2 separate regions of the Homo sapiens genome follow, and region 1 is linked to region 2. The links are chromatin loops, found by intact Hi-C in ENCODE. Cell type or tissue: mammary epithelial cell. All regions are shown on one strand. Links, peaks and the distances in the headings refer to the core of each region. The heading gives the core; the rest is flanking DNA. Region 1 overlaps SLC1A1 (solute carrier family 1 member 1). Region 2 has its middle 11 kb from the start of AK3.

Region 1 (8,000 bases), core at 1-8,000, 240 kb after region 2:
CACTCAAGGTTTTGCTCTTTTCAGGGATGAGAACTCAGTAGAAAACAGGAATTCCCCACCAGTAAACACAGACCCTCTCTTGCAAATGCTGGACATGTATGCACCAACTGACTCTTAAGGGCATGTTTGTATGTGTGTGTACATGTGTTGATCATACAATAAAATTGACTATTTTAGTGTACAGTTCTATGGTTAACATGTTAAAATTCTTATAGCCACCATCAAAATTAGAATATAGAACAGCTCCATCACGCCAAAGAGCTCTCTCATGCTGTATCTTTCTAGTCACACCTTTCTCCATTCCTAACCTCTAGCAACCACTAGTCTGTTTTCCACCACTATGGTTTTGTCTTTTTGAGGCTATCATGCAGATGGAATCATATTCTATGTAAGTTGTGAGACTGGTTTTTTCACTGACTATAATGCCTCTAAGATTCATCTGAGTTTTGTACGTATCAATGGTATGTTCCTTTCTCTTGCTGAATAGATCACGTTTTATGGATAGACAGTAGTTTATTTACTTATTGAAGAATATTTGACTCGTCTCCCATTTTGATTGATTATGCAGAGTGCTGCTATAAACACTCACATACAGATTTTTGTGTGAACATGTTTTCCTTTCTCTAGGACCTATACACAGGAGTGGGACTGCTGTGCCATATCATAAAGCTGTATTTAAGGTGATAAGAAAGTGCCAAATTGTTTTTTAGAGTGGCTGTACCATTTTATATTCCCATATCAGCAGTGTTTAATAGTACCAGTTGCTCCACATCCTCATCAGCACTTGGTGTTGTATTTTTTTTTAGCCACTCTAATAGGTATTTACTGGCATCTTATTGTGGTTTTAATTCACTTTTCCCTAACGGCCAACGATGCTGAATATTTTTTCATGTGTTTATTTGCCATCAGTATACCCTCTTCGGTGAAGTGTCTGTTCAGGTTTTGCCTATTTTTAAAGTTTGATCATTTGTTTTCTTATTACTTAGTTTTGAGAGTTTCTCTATATATTCTGGATACAAATTTAGACAAGTTGGATATATGATCTGCAATTCTTTTCTCCCAGTCTGTAGCTTGTTTGTTCATTCTCTTAAGTGCCTTTTGGAGAGAAAGAGATTTATTTGTTAAAGTCCAACTTACCAATTTTTTTCTTTTATGAATTGTGCTTTGGCATCTAGATCTCTTTGCCTAACTCCAGCTCATGTAGATTTTACCCCTATGTTTTCTTCTAAAAGTCTTATATCTTACTCTTTTCCTTTTGGAGTTAATTTTTGAATGTAATGTGATTTTAGGTTGAGGTTCATTTTTTTTTCTGCATATGATGTCTAGTTGTTCCAATACCATTTGTTGGAAAGACTATCCTTTGCTCTTTGAATAGCTTTTGCACCTTTGTCAAAAATCAATTGGAGGGCCAGGTACAGTGGCTCACACCTGCAATCTCAGCACTTTGAGAGTCTGAAGCAGGAGGACTTCTTGAGCCCAGGAGTTCAAGGCTGCAATGAGCTACAATCATGCTGCTGCACTCCAACCTGGGAGACAGAGTGAGACCCTGTCTCAATTTAAAAAAAAATAAAAAAGACCAACTGGGCATATTTCTATGGGTCTATTTCTGGAATCTCTGTTCTGCTTCATTCATCTATTAGGTTGGTGCAAAAGTAATTGCAGTTTTTGCCATGTCTACCTTTTCACCAATATTACACTTGATATCTTGAAAACCATATTGAAATAAGATAGGATGATTCCTCCAACTTTCTTCTTTTTCATAATTATTTTAGCTCTTCTAATGCCTTTATCTTTCCATATGAGTTTTATTTGTTGTTTGTTTTTTTTGGAGACAGGATCTCACTCTGTCACCCAGGCTTGAGTGCAGTGGCGTGATCATGGCTCGCTGCAGCTTCAATCTCCCGGGCTCAAGCAATCCTCCCACCTCAGCCTACCAAGTAGCTGGGACTACAGGCGCATGCCACCATGCCTGGCTAAGTTTTGTATTTTTTTGTAGAGTTTTGCCACGTTGCCCAAGATGGTGTTCAATTCCTGAGCTCAAGCAATCTGCCCACCTCAGCCTCCCAAAGTGCTGGGATTACAGGTGTGAGCCACCGCACCCTGCCTCCATATGAATTTTAGAATCAGCTTGTCTGGTATATCTACAAAAATCCCTGCTGGGATTTAGATCAGAATTGCATTAAATCTATACATCAATTATGGGAGAACTGACATCATTACTATGTTGAGTCATCCAATCCATGAACAACTTATGTCTCTCCATTTACTTTGGCATTCATTGATTTCTTTCATCAGTGTTTTATAATTGTCAGAGTATAGATCCTATATATATTTTGTTACATACCTAATCCTTACCTTTTGGAGCTATGTCACACAATGTATTTAAATTTCCATTTTCAGTTGTACATTGTTAACATATAGAAATAACAAGTGATTTTTGTGTGTTAACCTTGTATCTTGCAGCCCTGCTAAAATCACTTATTAGTCTTAAAATTTATTTTGTAATTTCTTGGGATTTCCTGTGTAGAAAATCATGCCATCTGTGAATAGGGACAGTTTTGTTTCTTTCTTTTCAAAATGCCTTTTATTTCTTTTTCTTGCCCTGTTGCACTGGCCCAGGTTTCCAGTGAGATATTCAAAAGAAATGGTGAGAATGGACACCTTTGCCTTATTCCTGCTCTTAGGGGGAAAGCATTCAGACTTTCAGCATTAAATATAAGCTGTAGTGTAGTGTAGTGTGTGTGTGTGTGTGTGTGTGTGTGTGTGTGTAGAATTCTTAAGAGTTTAAGGCAAAACATGCTTAATTTTTCTTCTCCTCTGCTATGGTATGAATGTGTATGTCCTCCTTCAAATTCATATTTTGAAACCTAATCATCAATGTGATGGTGTTAGAAGGTGGGGCCCTTGAGAGGTGATTAGGTCGTGAGGGGAGAGCCCTCCTGAATGGGATTAGTGCCTTTTTGAAAGAGTCCCAGAGAGCTGCCTTGCCACTTCCACTGTGTGAGGAAACAGCTAGAAGGCATCATTCATGAGCCAGGAGGTGGGCCCTCAGCAGACACGGAATCTAATGGCACCTTGATCTTGGACATCCTGGCCTCCAGAACTATAAGAAATAAATGTCTGTTGTTTATAAGCTACGTAGTCTGTGGGATGTTGTTACAGCAGCCAGAACAGACTATGACACCCTCTCTCAGTTTTTAAAGTGATTTCTGTCTCAATTCCATCAATTTCAAACCATGTGGTTAATAACTAAACGACTTCCTGGCTTTTGTAACTATGAATTCAATAAAATTTAACTTATGAGTGTTGTATTGATTGCTTTCAGGAAATAGCTCAAGAACATAACAGATAAAAGGCAGGTCTGTTGCTCTTGCTAAGGGACAGTATCCCTTGTCCCTGCAGTGAACAGCATACCTTCTAACTCTCAATTTGTTTACGGTGGAGCTGAAGCCCTAAGTAGTCCAGAAGCTTGGGGGAACATGGTAGGATGAGGGAGGGACCCTGGTCTAGCCAATCAGATCACCATGTTCCTTTGGTCCCAAGACTATATTGAGGAATGGAGCTCTGACTCAGGGCTGAGTTAGCCTAAGGCTAAGGCCATGGAGTCTTGTTTGAACTAATAGGGATCAGAAACTTTATCTCTCCTGCTGGGTGTGGAACTGGGAAAAAGAAACCTTGACCTGTGCTGGCAGCTGTATCAACACCAGGGAAGAGTCTTGCTTGGGAGTGAAAATGACACAGGTGTAAAGAGACTGTATGTAAGGAGACAACAGGTCCAGATGATATTAAACCCCTGTACTGGAAGCCAGGTACTGTTTCTAGACTCTTATGGTATCTGAGCCATAAATTTTATATGTCACCCCCGCCTCCTTACACCTTTCTGGATTAAGCCTGTTTGAACTGGATTTTCTGTTGCTTACAATTAGAAGAGTCCTAAATTATAGTGGGGAGACAGAGAAGCTGCCACTGGTATTCTAGGTGCCTTCTCCGCCAGCCACATTTGCCCTCCTTGCATGGAAGAAAGGCTGGTAGATGCACGGGCAATGCTTTCTAGATGTAGAGGCCTAGGGCTAGGCTTGTGTGAACAGCAGGAGATGGTCCTGCTGGTATATAGCTAGAGGCTGTGGAAGCCATTCTTACCTCTCATTTCCCATAATGCCCTTAAGCAACAGCCACCAGTATCACCAGATGTTATCAAAATAGACTGGGCGTAGTGGCTCATGCCTGTAATCCCAGCACTTTGGGAGGCCAAGGTGGGCGGATCACTTGAGGTCAGGAGTTTGAAACCAGCCTGGCCAACACAGCAAAACCCCATTTCTACTAAAAATGAAAAAATTAGCCAGGCATGGTGGCACATGCCTGTAATCCCAGCTACTTGGAAGGCCGAGGCAAGAGAATTGCTTGAACCTGGGAGGCAGAGGTTGCAGTGAGCTGAGATCATACCACTGCACTCCAGCCTGGGGGACAGAGCAAGATTCCATCTCAGTAAATAAATAATAATTTCCCTGCCATCATTCCTAGACTTTGTATCTTTTCAACACTTCTTGATGTCCCGAGAAAACCTTTCAGCATGGCACCTCATGCCATATGGCTCTGTGCTAGTCACTCTCCATTTGCCCTCCGATTCACCCTCTGTCTTTCTTTGTCCTGCTCTGTGCACTGGGAGGGCTGATCCAGGGTTCCTTGCCTCTGGTTTTGGCTGGGTTTAGCAAATGAGAGGCAGTAGCTGTAGATCTTAATGGTAGAAAGAGACAGAGGTTGGGTTTTTTTTTTTATTTTCTCCCGCCCTCCCTTCCCCTGTTCTTCTGCAGCCACATAGGCCCTGCCTTTTGGTTCCCTGCCACAACTCAGCCCTCACTGTACTGTGGAAACCCCATCACCCTCTCTTGTCTGTTCAGGCCTAGATGAGCTAATAGCTTCCCAGTTATTCATCCCTGGGTGCCTCACCATCCCTTGCTGATTCCTTTTACCCTGCTGAACTCTATAAATAGTCCCTTGATTCAATTCTGCTCAGTGAAACTCTTTTGAGTCTGCTTCCTGCCAGGTCCCTAACCAATACAGGCCTGCATGTCCTTCTCACCCCCCAATCCCAGCAGATCCAGTCACAGCAAACTCCTTGCTATTTCTTAAAGATGCTCCATGCTTTTTTGTTTACATGCTTTTTTGCTTTCACACTCTTGTTCACACAGATCGCCCTCCCTTGAAAGCCCTTTGCCACTATCTCTGCCTAATAAACTCCTACCCACCCCTTAAAGCCTAGTTAAAAAGCCACCTCCTCCAGAAAGCCTTTCCTAGGCTGTCTTCTCAGGTGGAAAGAATCTCTCCTCTGGACCCTACTCAGTTTTATCTGAATTTCTATTACCCCCTCAAACAGGTCTAATTCGTGCTCTCCTTCCCTTTCATCTCAAGCTCCCAAGGCAGAAGCATTTGTCTGCTCATTCCTGTACCCCACCGCCCCGGCATCAAGCTTGACACACTGTAGGTGTTTGATTGACACCTGCTGCATTGAGCCGAACCAGGACTGCATTTTAATTGCTATTTAATGCACATGCCCAGGAAGCCACTGCACTTTCTAACCTTTGCTCATCAAACCTGATTATGAAAGGCAGGAGAAAATCACTGAGGGAGGATGTCATGAGCAAAGCATGAAAACTGGGCCACAGGAATGTGGATGAATTTATTGTCTCAGGGCCATCGAACCCAGAAGTGTGTCATAAACAGTCTCTCCAGTAACTCCTGACTTGTGAGATGTTCTCCTTTTACAATGGCTATGGTGCTGTACACATGACAATTCAAGTGCCCAGCTCCTCACCTGGGGATGCCTCCTGGGGATGGAGTCTTAGGAGTCCTTTGGGCTCAAGTGAGGGTGAGCTTAGTTGGGAAAGTTAGGACCAGCCCACAGGAATCTAGTCTCTCGAGCAAATATCCAACTGGCTTAGAGCCCAGCAGGTGGGTGAATCTATCAGTCTCGGGACAACCAGACTCTCACTCTCCCACAGGTGTATCAGTACCATGCATGTGTGCTTGGATTATTTCCCGAGATACATATCTATGACTTGTGGATTCCAAAGTCTTGCATTTTCTACCTGTGGTTGACTCTCTTTATTCTACTTTTTTCCTCTTAAAGTGATTTGTTTGCTAATCTCATGGGTGATTCTACCTATCATCTTGTTTGCATTCCTGTGAAGACCCTTTATCTATCCCACGGTCACGTTCCACTCTTTCCCTTCCTCAGTATCAGGGCAAATATTTGGCTTCCAAGCCACTGATGGAATTTCTGTCCCTTGGCTCAGACTTGTACGGTTTGGAGAGGCCCTGGAATCCTCTGCTTGAAGGGTACACCTTTTCCTCCACTTTAACTAACATCACGTGTCCCAGATCACTGCCTCTTTACAATAGCCAGTTTCACATGCCTGTAAACACCTTCTTGGTTCACTACACAATCTTAGGAAGCCATCTCCCTGTGTGTAAATAAAATCTGACCATCTCTCCTGCAGCAGGTTTTAGTCAGGTACAACTTAAGATCAGATCGACCTCTGGGAGAAAGAAGGTGGCCGATCATCCTGGATTTTCTAAACCTGCCACAAGCCTGGAACTCCTGGGCGAACTCTGAACTCAGAATGCTAAGTCGAAGTACCTGGGTCTCCACAACATTCTTCAGCCCGTTCCTTAGGTCTGCTTACAAAACTTGTGTCATCTTGAATGCTCTTCCTCATGACTCCCAACCATGCTGCCTGACTGCTAACTGTTCACCCTTCTCTCTTAACATTTGTGGAGTTGTAACTTTCCCCACTCCCAGAAGGACCACAGAAACATTTACTTTTATCTTTAAGTGAGTTAAGACATATTTTAAGAATTTAAAGAATTTAAGACACAATAACAAACATTCATAAGGAACTTCATGATTTCAAAAAGTAACTCCATGTGGATCAGCTCATTTAATAACAACAGTGGATTACATTAAAGGTCCAGAAATGACTGTGAATGCATCTGGGATGACCACCAGAGACCAAAAAAATCAAACATGGTGAGTATAATCTTTGCACAGTAACACTTGAGGATTTTGTTTACTCTTGGAATCTATTTTTTTTTTTCTTTTTTGAGACAGAGTCTTGCTGTGTCACCCAGGCTGGAGTGCAGTGGCGCCACTTTGGCTCACTTGCAAGGTCCACCTCCCGGGTTCACGCCATTCTCCTGCCTCAACCTCCCAAGTGGCTGGGACTACAGGTGCCCACCACCACGCTCAGCTAATTTTTTTTTGTATTTTTAATAGAGAGGGGGTTTCACCATGTTATCCAGGATGGTCTCCATTTCCTGACCTAGTGATTCACACACCTCGGCCTCCCGAAGTGCTGGGATTACAGGCGTGAGCCACTGCCGCCAGCCTACTCTTGGAACCTTTTATTATATGTCTGTGGGAATCTTCAGCCCCCTTAGTACTGCCCTCATGGAAAACAGATGTTCCCTGGGAAATGAGGGGAGGTTCTAAGAGGGGAGAGAGAATCTAAGAAAGAATTACTGGCTGCATACTCCACACACTGTGATCTGCCAACCCTTTTCCCTAGTACACAGGGCCCTGAATAGGCTTCAGGAAGCCTACACAAGCTCAGTGATGAGCACCAATTAGATAACTTCAGGGTTCTAGATCTTAGGTGCAGTAAGTCCAGTCTTTCACAGTTACTGACTTGAGGTTAAAAAAGCAACCAAGCATTACTCAAGTATTTCCACTTAAGCAAAAGTAGACGTAGATTTCTATTTTTTTTTTTCAAAATAAATAAGCTAGTTGGAGATTATTGGAAAATACCAATATTCAATGCAGATGTTAAACCAGATACAGAGGAGACCCAGGCATGCTATTTAAGGTTATGGTTTCTGAATTGGCAACAAGATCTTTTCTTAGGTTATATCAATTTACTTAACATAGAACAGCATATTTCAGGCCTTTTCCACTTAATAACAAAAGTCATCTGTACACAAAGCCCAAACACAACCATATAGCA
Region 2 (17,146 bases), core at 6,028-14,027:
TTGGGAGGCTGAGGCAGGAGAATCGCTTGAACCCAGGAGGTGGAGGTTGCAGTGAGCTGAGATTGCACCACTGCACTCCAGCCTGGGCAACAGGGTGAGACCGTGTCTCAAAAAAAGAAAAAACAAGAGACACAAAGGGAAAGAGGAGGCCAGGCATGGTGGCTCATGTCACAGGAGGAAGAAGTTCAAGAGATCCATGGAGACTGTAGTTAGTAACAATGTATTGTATACTAGAAAATTGCTAAGAGAGTGGATTTTAAGTGTTCTCACCACACACAAAAAGAAATGTGAGGTAATGTATATGTTAATTAGATTGATTTTGCCATTCCACAATGTGGACGTATATCAAATATCATGTGGGACACCATAAATATATACAATTTTTATTTGTCAGTTAAAAAATTTTGAAAGAGCAATCATTTTAGAGTTTTCCCAGCTTGTAGCCATGAGGGGTTACATGGGTGTCTTTATGTCCACAAGAAGAGCGGCACTGAGTAGGCAAAAGGACAGGTGCCCAACCCACAGCTTCTGCTTATTCCCTTCCTTCCCCTTGACCAAGCTGAACTTACAGCCTGACCACAGAATGACCCAACAAAGCTAAATTTAATTGTGTTTGGAACCTAGGAGCAGACTCAATTTGATTTCTAAACCTCCCGAGAGAAGCAGTGTACCCAAGGCCATCTATCGTGTGGCATGGATAAGGGAGTCTGTCTTCTCTCCTTTTGTCAGGGAGTTCTGGGGTCTGTGTTCATTTCCCAGTTGTCCTTGACAACCCTGTTTTATGCTGGACAGCAGAGTGGGAAAAGCACTGGTCAGGAACCAAACGAATTACCGAATTGTCTGACACTGTCGCTTAAGCTGGCTGTCTCTGTTTTCTGTCTGTAGAACAGGGATAATAGAGCCTGCCCTTAATCATTGCGTGGTTGGTCTAAAGGGTGAAATGAGACAGTGCTCTCGAAACTGTGAAATGTGCCAGGAGCGATGGCTCACGCCTGTAATCCCAGCACTTTGGGAGGTGGTGGTGAGTGGATCACTTGAGGTCAGGAGTTCGAGACCAGCCTGGCCAACATGTTGAAACCCCGTCCCTACTAAAAACACAATAATTAGCCAGGTGTGGTGGCCTGCACCTGTTATCCCAGCTACTTGGGAGGCTAAGGCAGTGAGCCGACATCGCGCCACTGCACTACAGCCTGCGTGACAGAGACTCCGTCTCAAAAAAAAAAAAAGAAAAGAAAAGAAGAAAAGAAAAAAGAAAAAAAATAAACACTGTAAAACGAATATAAGATAGGCCCTACAACTAGGAGCTGCGTTACCGGAGTTAGGTCGGGAGAAATAATGCAGGAATGGCGCCCCCTTCTGTGCGGCGCAGGAACTGCAACACACGCTGGCGGCAGCCTTCATCCCTGGTGGGGTCCGAGCCTCAGGCATCTCAGGGAGGGGACCTTGAGGGGAGGGTGGCATAGAACCAGAGGGAAGTCATAAAACTGGGCCTGGCATCTTCACAGCAGCTTAGAATTCTCAACCATGACCTTCTATGCCCACTTCGGGACTCCATTAGTCACAGTGGGTCTTTCCTGCAGGAGACTCCAGCCAAGATATTTAGGCCAGATGATTTTTTTTTTTTTGAGTTTCGCTCTTGTTGCCCAGGCTGGAGTGCAATGGCACGATCTCGGCTCACTACAACCTCCACCTCCTGGGTTCAAGTGATTCTCCTTCCTCAGCATCCCGAGTAGCTGGGATTACAGCTGTCCACCACCACGCCCAACTATTTTTTGTATTTTTTAGTAGAGATGGGGTTTTACCATGTTGGCCAGGCTGGTCTCGAACTCCGACCTCAGGTGATCCACCTGCCTCGGCCTCCCAAAGTGCTGGGATTACAGGCGTGAGCCACCGCGCCCAGCCTAGCTTCTAACAGAGTTTATTACTTTTCTTTTTCTTTTGTTTTCTTTTCTTTTTTTTTTTTCTGGCCAATTGACGCTTCTGTGGACCTAAAAGGAAGAAGCTGAGGCGAAATTAATATAGAGAGTTTATTGGGGTCAAGGTTGAGAACTGCAGCCTGGGACACACTTTCAAGTTGCCTTGGAGAGTGCTCCCAAGAACAAAAAGAGAGCCTCGAATGTTTAAAGAATATAAGACGAATCAGGAGAGGGGGCAATTACAAAATTGATCATTAGGATTTCTCATTGGCTTACAGAAATAACACTGATTAGTGATTGGCTAGACTTTGTTGAACTATAGGGTGTATGGCATTTCATGGCTAATTGGCATCAGTTAGTCTAGAGTCTTCATAGCAAGAGACTTCAAGAGATCATTATTCAGCTCGAGAAGGAGTGAGATGTGACTGCAGTTACATCCCAATGCCTCTCTGGGCCTGATAATGTAAAGGGGTTCATATTTCTCAGATTAAAAATTTATCTTTTATCAGTGACTTGCGCCTGTAATCGCAACACTTTGGGAGGCCAAGGCAGGCAGATTGTTTGAGCTCAGGAGTTTGAGACCAGCCTGGGCAACATGTCAAGACCCCACCGCTACTAAATTAGAAATTAGCTGGGTGTGGTATCAGGCACCTGTGGTCCCAGGTACTGGAGAGACTGAGGTGAGAGGATCACTTGAGCCCAGGAGGTTGAGGCTGCAGTGAGCCATGTTTGCACTGAGCGGGGTGACAGAGCAAGACTGTCTTAAAACAAACAAACAAACAAACAAAACCTTTTCTTTTCCCTCCACACTTGATAAGAATGGTTTTTCACCTGCTTATCCACAAATTCCATGCCATTCTCAGGAAAAGTGAATTACAAGCCTGAAGCAAAACTGCAAAGAGGGCAGGGTTTGTCTGGAGGCTCCTTCCCCCACTTTCTGTACAGGAGTTTTCTTTGAGAGCATCATGAGCCAAGAGCCAGATTATTCTGGATTCCTTTCCCATCCCATCCAAATCCCAACCTCCCTGTGCCCAAAGCATAGTGGCTCTGCTGTCTGCTGTGACTAATATGATTAATTAACTTTTAAAAAGTTATTGCTAGGTGACAATATCTTAATGTGCTAATGTATTTGTCTTTTAATAGCAGTCTTTAAAAACTGGAGCCAAAGATGGGGGATAGAGGTAAAGAGAAGGATAATTTCAATGTCATATTACACAATTTGTCTGAAGAGATTATTTGTATACAAGGCCCTCCATTTACATAATGATAAGGCATGCCAACAACAGGAGCCTCACTGTCCCTCTGAGACAGGCATGATCTTCATTATGCTATTGAGACAAGCGTGGATCAGAAAGGTCAAGTGCTTGCCAGGGTCTGTAGAACTAATTAGTGATGAAACCAGGATGAGGACTCAGCTACCTTAGGCTAATTTGCACTTCATTTCTTTGCCACCTTATTCTACTGTGAGAGAATATTTAATGAGGTGGAAGTTGCAAATATTGACTGAAAAGAGACACTGTTTTTTTTTTTTGTCTGCAGATTTACATTATCCTTTGCTTTGTTTTTTTTTTTAATAACACTTGTCACTACATTGAAAAGATGGTGGGAAGGAAGGAGAGAAGAAAAGATAAGCAGAGCAAAAAAAGAGAGGGAGCAACCAGTATATACCTAGCATTTTACATATGCGACATAAAAATTATAAGAGGTCACTGTTTTAGACTAAGTTTCTGCACTAGGCCCCAGCAGACCAGACTAAAAAGAATTTCCACATCCATGTCACCAAACCCAAACTAAATTGTTATCTGACCTTCCTAGAAATCCGAAGAAAGAGATAATAGCCAATTTTCCAAATAGGCCAATCTTCAATTGGCAGGATAATGAAGTGCCTTCTGCTTTAATTCCTACCTAAAAGAAGTAGCCTGCAGTAACCTGATGTTAGCTCATCAGTTATTTTTCTATTGTTCTGTCTCCTCCTCACAGGAAAGCAGCTTTGCAATGCCTGATACACACCGTTCTTTGCCTCTGCTTTCTTCACCTTTCCCTGTCTGTAATTCAGCCCTTTCTCAGCTCCTAGAACACTTATTCTGTTTTACAGAATGAAGTGTTGTCCGACTCTAGAATCACAATTAAAACCAGGTGAGCTCTTTAAATTTGCTGTAATTTTGTCCTTTGACACATATATAATCTTATTTAAATCTTGCAACAACCCCATAGGGCAGGTATTATCCTTCCCCTGTTTCATAGAGGCAGGCTGGTGAAGCTAAAAGAGGTTAATGATTTTGCTCAAGGTCTCTCAGCCTGTGAAAGTCAAACTCAGCTGTGTGTAACTGCAGATCCTGTGATCCAGGAAACTCTTGAATTTCAAGGAGGACGATTACCCTCATGGGAGTAAATGATTACCTTTGTAAACCAAAAATAAAATCCTAAGCTTCCCAGCTGACGGATTGGACTCTTTCTTGGCCAAGAGAAATCTGAAAAACTGAGTCCCTGGCCATGATGGGATGGGAGGTCAGGCGCGCCTCATTATACTCCCTCGCTTTTACAGTTTAGACACAACAAATGCGCAGCATTCATGTTAAAATAGAGATCATGAAACTTAACAAGAGGGACTCTTTGTGAAAATAAGATACCAAATTATAAACAGGACCTGAGGCTATGCCCGACAAGGGTTAAGTCACAAACCCCTGCAGGTCACTCTGACCCAGACTTTCTTGACTTAAATGTTCCTTTCTGTGGACTTCAAATTTTTAGACAAACCTTTACTCCTTTAACCAATTCCAATTTTTCTTTTTCTTTTTTTTTTCTTTTTTTTGAGACAGGGGTCACTTCATTACCTAGGCTAGAGTGCAGTGGTGTGATCACTGCAGCCTTGACCTCCTAGGCTCAAGTGATCCTCCCATTTCAGCCTCCTGAGTAGCTGGGACTACAGGCACATGTCACCACACTAATCTAATTTTTAAATTTTTTGTAGAGATGGAGTCTCACTAGATTGCCCAGGCTGGTCTTGAACTCCTGAGCTCAAGCCATCCTCCTGCTTTGGCCTCCCAAAGTACTGGGATTATAGGCATGAGCCGCTGTACCCAGCCCAATTGCAAATTAAAGAATATCTGAGTCCGCCTATGACCTGTAAGCTCCTGCTTCAAGATATCTCACCTTTTCAGGCCAAACCAATATATATCTTCCATGTATTGGTTTGTCTTTACCTGTAATCCCTGTCTCCTTGAAATGTCTAAAACCAAACTGTCACCAACTACCTTGGGCTCACTTCCTCAGGACTGCTTTGCGGCTGTGTTTCCAGGGGCCATGGTCACACATATTGGTTCAGATTAAACCTCTTTAAAACATTTTACAGCTTGTTTTTTTTTTCTGTTAACACATTATACGTGGGATCTGGGATAGAAATGCCCTGTATGGGCCACAGCCTGTGAATTAATGGGGCATTAATAGGATAACGTGATGTCTCATTTCTGGAGGGAAGTCAGTGCTATGGTGGGGGAAGTTTTGTATCAGAGGACAAGCAATGCCTCAGGCTAAGAGAAACTAACCAAGGAAGTATGCTTTATGGCCAAGGTTACGGTATCTGACATCTGTCAGGAATGCCAAAAATAGATATGTGAGATTTGTAGAAAATTCCAAGAGAAAAAACTTCAGAACATGGGTTACCTCCATTACAAAGGAAGCCACTACCTGTACTTAGATTTCTATGAGCTAATCAGAGAGCAGTCACAATTTATAAAAATAGAACTGGTCATTACACAACCAGTTTCATTTGTTTTATTTTGCCTTTGACTTTCAGGAGTTGCTTTTTTAAATGTTTTAGAAAATGGGCCTGACGAGGTGGCTCATACCTGTAATCACAGCACTTTGGGAGGCCAAGGCGGGTGGATTGCTTGAGCTTAGGAGTTTGGGACCAGCCTAAGCAACATAGCGAGACTCCTTCTCTACAGAATATACAAAAATTAGCCGGGCATGATGGTGCGTACCTGTAGTCCCAGCTACTCGGGAAGCTGAGGTGGGGGGGATCACTTGAGCCCAGGAAGTGGAGGTTGCAGTGAGCCAAGATTGCACTACTGCACTCCAGCCTAGGTGACAGAGTGAGATCTTGTCTCAAAAAAAAAAAAAAAGAAAAAAAGAAAAAGAAAGGAAGGGAGGGAGGAAGGGAAAGAAAGAGAAAAAGAGAGAAAGAGAGAGAGAGAAAGAAAGAAAGAGAAACAGAGAAAGAAGAAGAGAGAGAGGAAGGAAGGAAGAAAGGAAGGAAGGAAACCTTGTTGCACAATTAACAAAGTGAAATCTTCAGAGACACATGGCCTCCATCCCTGTGCCTCAGCTCTCTATTCCCTTCTCCTCCTAGAGGTAATCAAGGTTTTTTTGTTTGTTTGTTTTGTTTTTTGAGATGGAGTTTTGCTCTTGTTGCCCAGGCTGGAGTGTAATGGTGCGATCTCTGCTCACTGCAACCTCCACCTCCTGGGTTCAAGCTATTCTCCTGCCTCAGCCTCCTGAGTAGCTGGAATTACAGGCATGTGCCACCATGCCCAGCTACTTTTGTGTTTTTAGTAGAGACAGGGTTTCTCAATGTTGGTCAAGCTGGTCTTAAACTCTCAGGTGATCCGCTTGCCTTGGCCTCCCAAAGTGCTGGGATTACAGGCGTGAGCCACCACGCCCAGCCTGGTAGTCAGGGTTTTTTGTTGTTCATTTTCATTTTATTTTTCTATTTCTCTGCCTCCCAGGCTCAAACCATCCTCCCACTTCACCCTCTTGAGTAGCTGGGACTACAGATGCACACCACCATGCCCGGCTAATTTTTGTATTTTTGGTAGAGATGGGGTTTCACCATGCCACCCAGGCTGGTCTCCAACTCGTGAGCTCAGGTGATCCACCTACCTCAGCCTCCCAAAATGCTGGAATTACAGGCATGAGCCACCTTGCCTGGCTTGTTCTTCTGGTTTAAAAAATGTAAGTATAAGGATCTATTCATATCCTCTTCTCCCTTTAGTTAAACGGTAGGATATTACCTTTATTTTTTGCCACCCTACTTTTTTCACTGGCAGTCATGCCACAGATATTTCTTATGGGTTCTACAAGTGCACAGTATTTTACTATGTTAATGAATCTCAGTTTTATTCAATCATTCTGTGCTGAATGAACTTTGGGGATGTTTCTAGTCTCTTACTATTAAAAGTAGTGCTCACTGAATAATCTTATGTATATGTCTTTTTGTATTTTTGAGATAGATGGATCAATTGGTAAATGGTATATAAAATTTTGCTAGATTTTGCCAAATTTCCCTTGAGAAAGAAAAGTAGCTCAGAGCAGTCTGAAGAATGTGACGTATGTAAAATTTATTAGGACCAGAGAGACATGACAATGAGTCTTCAGGCCAGGCATGGTGGCTCATGCCTATAATCCCAGCAATTTGGGAGGCCAAGGCAGGTGGATCACCTGAGGTCAGGAGTTCAATACTAGCCTGGCCAACATGGTGAAACCCTGTCTTCACTAAAAATAAAAAAATTAGCCGGGCGTGGTGGCAGGTGCCTGTAATCCCAGCTACTCTGGAGGCTGAGGTAGGAGAATCGCTTGAACCCGGGCGGCGGAGGTTACACTGAGCCAAGATCGCACCTGTGCACTCCAGCCTGGGTGACACAGGGAGACTCTGTCTTGAAAAGAAAAAAAAAAAAAAAAAAGAATGAGTCTTCAATCACAGCCTGCCCCCTTTCCCAGGTGTCATCCTCTCCCTCACCAGGGCAGCTGCTTAAAGGCAATTTCTTTTTTCTTTTCTTTTCTTTTCTTTTCTTTTCTTTTCTTTTCTTTCTTTCTTTCTTTTTTTTCTTCCTTTCTCTTTCTTTCCTTCCCTCTCTCTCTCTCTCTCTTTTTTTTTTTTGATACAGAGTATTGCTCTGTCACCCAGATTGGAGTGCAGTGACGACATCTCAGCTCACTGTAATCTCTGCCTTCTGGGTTTAAGCAATTCTTGTGCCTCAGACTCCCGAGGAGCTGTAATTACAGGTGCATACCACCACACCTGGCTAATTTTTGTATTCTTTCGTAGAGATGGGGTTTCACCTTGTTGGCCAGGCTGGTTCTCAAAGTCCTGGCTTCAAGTGATCCACCCGCCTCACACTCCCAAAGTGCTGGGATTACAGGCATAAGCCACTGCACCCAGCCTGGTTAATGGCATTTAGTTTTTTCTTTCCTTCCTTGTAGTTTCCAGACTAGCTGATAAATTACCTAAAATGCTATCATAAATTGCACTATGTGGCCTTCACCCATTATATTCATGTTCTTGGGATTAGTGATATAAAGAATAATGTATAGCCAACCAATAGCTCATGTTCAATTTAGGAACCACCCCATTTTTTCCTTTGGAAACCCACTTGTAACTGCTGCTAATTGGAGCATATATTTCAGGGCAACTTGAACATACATTTCCGAAATTAAAGTACTCGAATTTGGCCCAAATACACTTTTGATTTATACTAATTTTACCTCAGTTTCATTCTTAAGGCTGACACCCTCCTCATGGATGGTACCATTTTTTGCATTCCCACCAGCAAAATATGAGTGCCTCTTTCCTCACCGCCTGGTAAACACATTATATTGTTGAACTTTGAGATTTTCTCCCAATCTGATAGTTGAAAAATGGCATCTCATTTTAGTTTAAATTTGCATTTATTTTACGGGTAGTACGATTCAACATTTTCATATATTTAAAGGTCCTTTATTTTCATTTTGTGTGTGTGTGTGAACTGCAAAGTGTTTGTATCTCTTGCCTATCTTCCATAGGATGGGTTTCCTTCCCTTCTCCATCTTTAGAAGCCCATCATATATTAGGAATATTTGCAGCAGTGTGCTAAAGCTGGCTAGTGCCAGCTTGCAAGTGCTGACTGTTAAATTTTTAGGAATTTTGCAGTCCCGCTGATGTAGCATTAGTGCAGCTGATATTACATTGGCAAGTTAACACTGGCTATGGTGGAGTATTTACTCTATGGAAATTGGCAAATGCGATAACATCCTCCTGACCCCCACTCCCGGGAAGAACACATTACTGGACATTAACCCATTGTCTATGACATAAATTGGAAATCATATTCCCGGTTTGTCATTTATCTTTTAATTTTGCTTATGATGTCTTTTGCTATGCAAAAATGTTATTGTTGTTTTGTATACCTCCAATTTTGGTCTTTTCCTGTATTGCATCTGGATTTTGAGTTAGAGTTAGAAAAGTGTTTCCAATTTCTTGATTATAGAAAATTTTCATCATATTTTCTTCTAGTATTTATATAGCTTTACTTCTTTCAAAAAATTAGATATTTGATCCATTGGAATTTATCTTAAGTGGAAAAACAGATATGATGGTGCTCTTGTTTGAACATGTCCTCCTAATTTCATGTGTTGGAAATGTAACTCCCAAATTTATAGATTGGTGGCATTTGGATGTGGGGCCTTTGGGAGATAATTAGGATTAGATAAAGTCATCAGGGTAGGGCCTCCATAATGGGACTGGTGGCTTTATAAGAAGACCAGAGACCTGAGAGGTTGACATGCTCTTGCTCTCTTGCCATGTGATGCACTCTGTCATATTATGATGTAGTAGGAAGGCCCTTACCAGATGCTGGCACCCTGCTCTTGGACTTCCCAGCCCCCAGAATCACGAGCTAAGTAAGCTTATTTTCTTTATAAATTACTCAGTCTGAGGTATTCTGTTATAGCAACGGAAAACAGACTAAGACAGATTGTATCTTCTTCCACTGGCTACCCATTTATGACAGGACTATTTATTAAGAAGGTCTTCTTTTTCTCTATTGATTTGAGATGGCATATTTACCACTTATTAGACTTCCAGATGTCATTAAGTTTATTTTTGGGTTTTCTTATTTTTTAAAATTTTTGGCTTTTCTATTCTGTTTTATTCATGTGCTGCCATGGGTTTGAACATTTGTCCCCATCAAAACTTACGTTGAAATTTATGCCATTGAGACAGTGTTGGGAGGTGGGATCTTTGGTTAAGTATTTGGCCCATGGGGCTCCACCCTCCTGAGTGGGTTTAGTGCCTTAATAAAGGGGCTTTCAGGCATGGTCTCTTTGTCTCTCTCTCCCTCTCTCTCTCTCTCCCACCAGATGCTAGCACCTGATCTTGGACTTCTCAGCCACCAGAACTGTGAGCCAATATGTTTCTTTTTCATTATAAGTTATCCAGTCTCAATATTTTGTTATAGCAGCACAGAATCCACCAGGGACTCATGTTGGGTCTACATTTAAAATATATGCAAGAAGAGGGCATCCGCAGAGGACAGCTGCCCGGCACAAGTGCCAGTCTGAGTGGAGTGAGGAAGATGTCTCCATGTAGACGGCAGTACAGTGTGGCTCAGGGTTTTGGAGTCTGCACAGAGTGAGTAGAATGCTCATAGCGATAAGCAGCCTGGCCTGTGATGTCAGAGCCCAGAAGTGGTGAGAAGGATGTCTGTGGAGGGGGTGGTCTGGTCCAGCATAGAGTATCAGAGCCCCAGCCAGATAAGAGTGTCCATATATCAGGCTGATGAGTGGTCGGTATGGAATTCTGTAACCCAAGTGGGGTGAGGAGGACATAGAATAAACTAAAATATGTGTCAATATTATTTTCTTATGGTACAGGCTTCCTCATTGTCCGTCTTTCTTAGGGCTTTCTCAGATATTCTTATTTATCTTTCCAAGTGAACGTCCTAATAAAATTGTCTTAGCTCTAAGGCGCCCTCTTCTGTTTCTTTTGCAAAGTGTTAAACAATATGACATTGTAGTATCTGAGTTCCACCTTCTCTGTTCTGTTCCTTGACTTTTGTCTAGACCTTATCTTTCTTTTTTCTCTAATATCCTTGTCTGGATAATTTGAATTCTACTCCCAGAAGTTTCTCCTCAGAGAAAGCATTTCCTATATGCATCCAGTACAATTTGAAATCACTAATTTAGCTGCTGAATAGTTATGGAATTTGGGGCAAAATTATCCTCATTTTTTAAATCTATAAATTGTAAATGAAATGTAATTTATTTCATAAGGGGTTTTTTTTGACAACTAGAAGTAATTTTCTTTTTTCTCTTTTTCCTTTTTTTTTTTTTTTTTTTGAGACAGTCTCATTCTGTCACCCAGGTTGGAGTAGAGTGGCACGATCTCAGCTCACTGCAACCTCCACCTGCCAGGTTCAAGCGATTCTCCTGCCCCAGCCTCCTGAGTAGCTGGGACTACAGGCAGGCGCCACCATGCCTGGCTAATTTTTTGTATTTTTAGTGGAGACAGGGTTTCACCATGCTGGCCAGGCTGGTCTCAAACTCCTGACCTTCTGATCTGCCCACTTCGGCCTCCCAAAGTACTGGGGTTACAGGCGTGAGCCACTGTGCCCAGCCTAGAAATAATTTTCAATCAGTTCTCAGTCCTACCTATCAGCAGAATTTGACTCATTTCATCATATTCTTCTTGAAACACATTCTTCAATTGACTTCCACGACACCATACTCACCCAATTTTCTTCTTAATTGGCCTCTCCCTCTCTTTCAGGTTTTTTCAATGTTTCTTCCATATCTTCCAACCTCAAAATGTTAGACAACCTCAGAACTCAGATTTCAGACCTCTCCTCTCTATCTAAAGTTGCTCCCTAGTGAGCTTGTACCATCTCAAAAATTTAAACATATTGACAACTCTCAAATTTATGTCTCCAGCCTGGACCTCTACCCTGTGGTCAAAATTTATACATCTGCCTCCTTCCTTATTTTCTCTGCCTGGATGTCCAACAGGTATCTCGAAGTTAACTTATTCCAAAACAACTCTAATATTTTCACCCAACCTGTTTCTCTTATAGTCTTCCCAATCTCAGCTAATGACAATTCTATTCTCCCAGTAGCTCAGGAGAAATCTCTTTTTTTCCCTCACTTTAATCCATCGAATCCACCAGGGACTCACGTTGGGTCTACATTTAAACTATATGCAAGAAGAGGGCATCTGCAGAGGAGAGCTGCCCAGCACAAGTGCCAGAGTCTGAGTGGAGTGAGGAAGATTTCTCCATGTAGACGGCAGTACAGTGTGGCTCAGGGTTTTGGAGTCTGCACAGAGTGAGTAGAATGCTCATAGTCATAAGCAGCCTGGCCTGTGATGTCAGAGCCCAGAAGTGGTGAGAAGGATGTCTTTGGAGGGCGTGGTCTGGTCCAGCATAGAGTGTCAGAGCCCCAGCCAGATAACAGCGTCCATATATCGGGCTGATGAATTGTCGGCATGGAATTCTGTAACCCAAGTGGGGTGAGGAGGACATCTGCATGGAGAAAGGGTAGGCAGTGGTGATAGAAGGTTGGGTATACACAGAGTGACTGATCATAAATGTGGATACATGAAGGACATGAGAGTCTGTTAGAGACACTAACTCAAAATCCAGAAGCAATGTGTTACTCTGTGTTAGGTAGATAAGAATAAAAGAAGACTGAATGTAGTGGTTCACACCTGTAATCCCAATATTTTAGAGGCTGAGGTGGGAGGATCCCTGGAGCCCAGGTATTTGAGACCAACCTGGCCAACATAGCAAGATCTTGTCTCTACTAAAAAAAATTAAAAATAAATAAATAAATAAAAATTAGTGGGGAGTGATGGCATGTGCCTGTAGTTCCAGCTACTTGGGAGGCTGAAGCAGTAGGATCAATTGAGCCCAGGAGGTTGAGGCTGCAGTGAGGTATGATCATGCCACTGCTCTCCAGCCTGGGTGACAGAGTAAGACTCTGTCTCTAAAAAATAAAATAAAATAAAATAAAAATTGGTGGCTTCAATATATGAGGAGAAGACAAGACTAGGATTGTAGTGAAGGATGGAAGGGAAAAAATGAAAATAAATCCTAGAATATTAGATCAGAAATGAAGGTATCAATGTAAACTCATGGCTTCAGTAATACATAGATAAACATAGAAATAAATGTAGATGTAAACGTGTGTGTAAATGAATACAAACATATTTACATATTCCTTAGCCCTGTCCTCTGAGAGGGCCTTAAAGCAGCAACACATTAATAGTAATGAGCACACTGAATGCACGGGCCTCAGTTTCTAAATTCCATATTCCACTAAAGGAAACCAGGGATTCTTGGAGAAATGGTTGATCTCAGCCATTTCAATGTGTTGCTGGGTCTAGGAAGTCCAAGATGAACCTGGACCTTCTTATGCCAGAAAGTAAAGAAGTGCACAAAGAGTAATGGGGACATGCCAAAAGGACACAGATGCTAGCTAACACGAAGGAGATTCCATTAGCCAAATCTTAAATGATTTGAACATCAAAATAAATAATAATGACAATGGCTTACAACCAATTTAATAAAATAAGAAACCATATAAATAAATGTAAGATAGTGAGTAAATTAAAAGTTTGATGAAAGATAAGGTATTTACAAAGTCTGAACTTCAACTACCCTCTTACAGAATACTTTTTTTTTTTTTAAAGACAGGGTCTCACACCGTTGCCCAGGCTCTAGTGCAGTGGTACGATCATAGCTCCCTGCAGCCTCCACCTCCTGGGCTCAAGTGATCTTCCCACCTCAGCACCCCACTCAACCCACTCCCTGAGAGGCTAAGAATATAGGCTGGGCCACCATGCCCAGCTAATTTTTTTTGAATTGTTGCCCAGCTGGTCTTAAACTCCTGAGCTCAAGCAATCCTCCCTCCTCAGCCTCCCAAAGTGCTGGGATTATAGGCGTGAGCCACCGTGCCGGGCCTAGAATACTTGTTAATTACAAATGGAAAAAGAGTAATTTCATAGTGGAGAGATCCTGCAGACACCACCTTAACTGGGTGATCAAAGTTAGCATCATCAATAATGCAACACATTAAAATCATATGCCATCTGATAGAACATAACAAAATCACAGCACTACTTCTGTAATATTATCTACCAAAGATGAATAAGCTGAATAGAATCATGAGAGAACATCAGATAAACTCAAAGAGAGGGTGTTCTACAACATAACCTTCCCATAATCTTCAAGAGTGTCAAGGTCATTACACTGGCATAGTATGGGAAGTTAAAAAAGAAAACAAAACAATGAACAAAGAGTGTCAAAGTCATAAAAGTCAAGGAAAGACTACGGAATTACTCCAGATTGAAAGAGAACTGAAAGAGAATAAAGACATGGAAACTGAATGCAATGTGTGATCTTGAAAATCACACAACTAAAATTTACTGTATGATTTCATAACTTCTGTTATAAAGAACATTAGTGGAACATTTGGGGAAAACTGAATAAGGTCTGATTAAATGTTAGTCATGTGATTTTTTTCTTATTTTAAAAGTTATAGTGTGGTTATGCAAAAATGTCATTGTAGGAAACATACATGAAAGTATTCAAGAATGATGGGGCATCTCAAATGGCTCAGAAAAAAAGAATCTTTGTACTGTATTTGCAACTTTTCTATAAGTTTGAGATTATTTCTAGGAAATGAATATTTGTATTCAGAATCCAACTAGCTCTCATCACCTATACCATGCAAGCTTAAGTCATCATCCTCTCTCACTTGCATTATTACTTAAAACCACCATGATCACTTTATTTTCTCCCATGGCTTCTGTGGTTCAGGAACTTAGGAAGGGCTCAGCTGGATAGTTTTGGCTTGAGGTGTCTCACGCAAGTGCAGTTAGATGGCTAGAGTTGGGACACCCAGGGAATAAAGCACTACTCTCTCCATGTCATCTCAGGACGTTCCTAAGTGGTTTCTCCATGTGGGCTAATCTGGACTTCCTTACAGCCTGTTGGCCTCAGGGCAGTCAGATTCCCCATGTGGCAGCTATAGGCTTCCAAAATGAGTGTCCTGGTGAACAAATCAGAAGCTGCTTTGTCTTTTATGACTTAGCCTTGGAAGTCACATAATATCACTTCCACCATGCTCAATTGGTCAAAACAGTCACAGAAGCCTATTCAGTTAAAGGTGGAGGGGACAGGGACCTCACCTCTTGATGGGAGAAGTGTCGAAGATAAGCTCATGGACTGGGAGTGGGCGTCGTGGCCATCTTCAGACAATACCATTTGCCACAGTGGTTTGTTAGGCCCTGTAAGGTCTGGACCCTCACTACCTCCCTGAGCTTTCTTGTTGAATAACTTTCATTTCTTGCTCTCTCTGTTCCAGGCAGAATGGCTTCTTTGGAAACTCAAGCACGCTCCTCCCTCAGGGGCTTTGCGTTTGTTCTTTTTCTCTCTAGAACATTCTTCCCCCAGATATTTTATTTATTTATTTATTTTCGAGACAGAGTCTCACTCTATCACCCAGGCTGGAGTGCAATGGTGCGATCTCGGCTCACTGCAACCTCCATTTCCCGGGTTCAAGTGATTTTCCTGCCACGGCTTCTTGAGTAGTTGGGATTACAGGTGTGCACCACCACGCCTAGCTAATTTTTGTTTGTTTGTTTGTTTGTTTATTGAGACAGAGTCTCACTCTGTCACCCAGGCTGCAGTGCAATGGCGTGATCTTGGCTCACTGCAACCTCTGCCTCCCGGGTTCAAGTGTTCAAGTGATTCTTATGCCTCAGCTTCCCAAGTAGCTGGGACTACAGGCACATGCCATCCCACCCAGCTATTTTTTGTATTTTTAGTAGAGATGGGGGTTTCACCATGTTGGCCAGGCTGGTCTCGAATTCCTGACCTTAAGTGATCCGCTCATCTTGGCTTCCCAAAGTGCTGGGATTACAGGTGTGAGCCAACACATCCGGCCAGGATATTCATTTATTTATTGAGACAGGGTCTTGCTCTGTTGCCCAGGCTGGAGTACAGTGGTGTGATCACAGCTCACTACAGCCTCAACCTTCCAGGCTCAAGCAATCCTCCCACCTCAGCTTCCCAAATAGTTGGGACCACAGGTGCACACCACCACACTGGCTAATGTTCTTCTTCTTCTTCTTTTTTTTTTTTTTTTTTGTAGAGGAGGGGGTGTCATTATGTTGCCTAGGCTGGTCTCAAACTCCTGGACTCTAGTGATCCTCCCGTCTTGGCCTCCCAAAGTGCTGGGATTACAGGTGTGAGCCACCACACCTGGCCTGGAGTGGATTTTTATAGTAGTGGATAACTGATGTACCTTCCTTCTCTTTGTCTTACTACAATCACTACAATCCTAGTAATTATTTCTCAAACATGAACCCTCCTATTCTTTTGTTCTCACCTAGGTAACACATAGTGTGAAGCAACATACAAACACATATACATGTTTCTTGGAAACAAGCTGTATTAGTTCCCTAGAGCTACAGTAACAAATTACCACAAACTAGGGGGCTTGAAACAATAGAAAGTTATTCTCTCACAGTTCTAGTGACTACAATTCATAGCCAAGGTAAGGGCAGGGTTATTCTCTCCCAAGGATCCTAGGGGAGAATCAGCTTTGTGTCTTTCTCTTGGCTTCTAGTGTCCCTAGCAATCTTTGGTGTTCCTCGGCTTGTAGCTGTATAAGCCCAATATCTGCTTCCATCGTCACATGGCATTCTCCTGCTATGTTTTCAGGTCATATTGGATTAAGAGCTGACCATCTTCCACTATGACCTGATCTTAACTACTTATGTCTGCAAAGACCCTATGTGTAAGTAAGGTCATCTTCTGAGGTACTGGGGATTAGGACTTCAATATATCTCCTGGGGGAATACAATTCAACCCATGACACATGCCTATCATTTCCCCCTCAGTTGTACATTGTAGAGTTGTACATTGAAGACTTAAACATTTCAGTCTTCAAATGTGACAAAGGCCGGGCATGGTGGCTCATGCCTGTAATCCCAGAACTTTGGCAGGCCAAAGCAGGAGGATCATTTGAGGTCAGGAGTTCAAGACCAGCCTGGCCAAAATGGCAAAACCGCTACTAAAAATACAAAAATTAGCGGGGCATGGTGGTGCAGGCCTGTAGTCCCAGTTACTTGGGAGGCTGAAGCAAGAGAATCTCTTGAATCCAGGAGGCAGAGGTTGCAGTGAGCCAATATCTCGCCACTGCACCAGCCTGGGTGACAGAGAGACTCCGTCTCAAAAACAAACAAACAAAAGTGACAAAACAGTAATTCTTAGTATTTAATCAACAAAACCCTACTGAGTGCCTACTATGTGCAAAGCACTCATCTGGGCTTTATTTGCTTCAAACTAATCTGTATAAACACTTGGTCATTAAATTAGAATTTGAATGAATTTGACCTCAGTGTTTTTCAGTTGGAACAAGGTAGGCAGTGAGGAACAGATCCATACAAAGGCCTGTGAATGGCGAAAAGACTA

Evidence for each region. A loop is a pair of places that touch in the nucleus more often than their neighbours do. Peaks named below come from ENCODE experiments on the same cell type or tissue, not always from the same donor. Only the 100,000 strongest peaks of a DNase experiment are listed, where the experiment ranks them.
Region 1: it touches region 2 in a loop (4-fold over the local background); 2 of 110 quality-filtered maps call a loop at or near these places.

The regions. Positions count from the first base shown.
Region 1 is chr9:4,506,336-4,514,335 of GRCh38, reverse strand. All of the region lies in intron 1 of SLC1A1 (solute carrier family 1 member 1), which reads right to left. Among named protein-coding and RNA genes, the nearest start is that of SLC1A1, 20 kb to the right of the region's middle. RefSeq lists an enhancer at 7,522-7,581. In mammary epithelial cell, for the core only: no CTCF peak of the experiment used is centred there; DNase peaks (open chromatin) are centred at 4,935 and 5,685.
Region 2 is chr9:4,743,720-4,760,865 of GRCh38, reverse strand. No RefSeq gene overlaps it. Among named protein-coding and RNA genes, the nearest start is that of AK3, 11 kb to the right of the region's middle. In mammary epithelial cell, for the core only: a CTCF peak has its summit at 10,645 (motif pointing left); no DNase peak of the experiment used is centred there.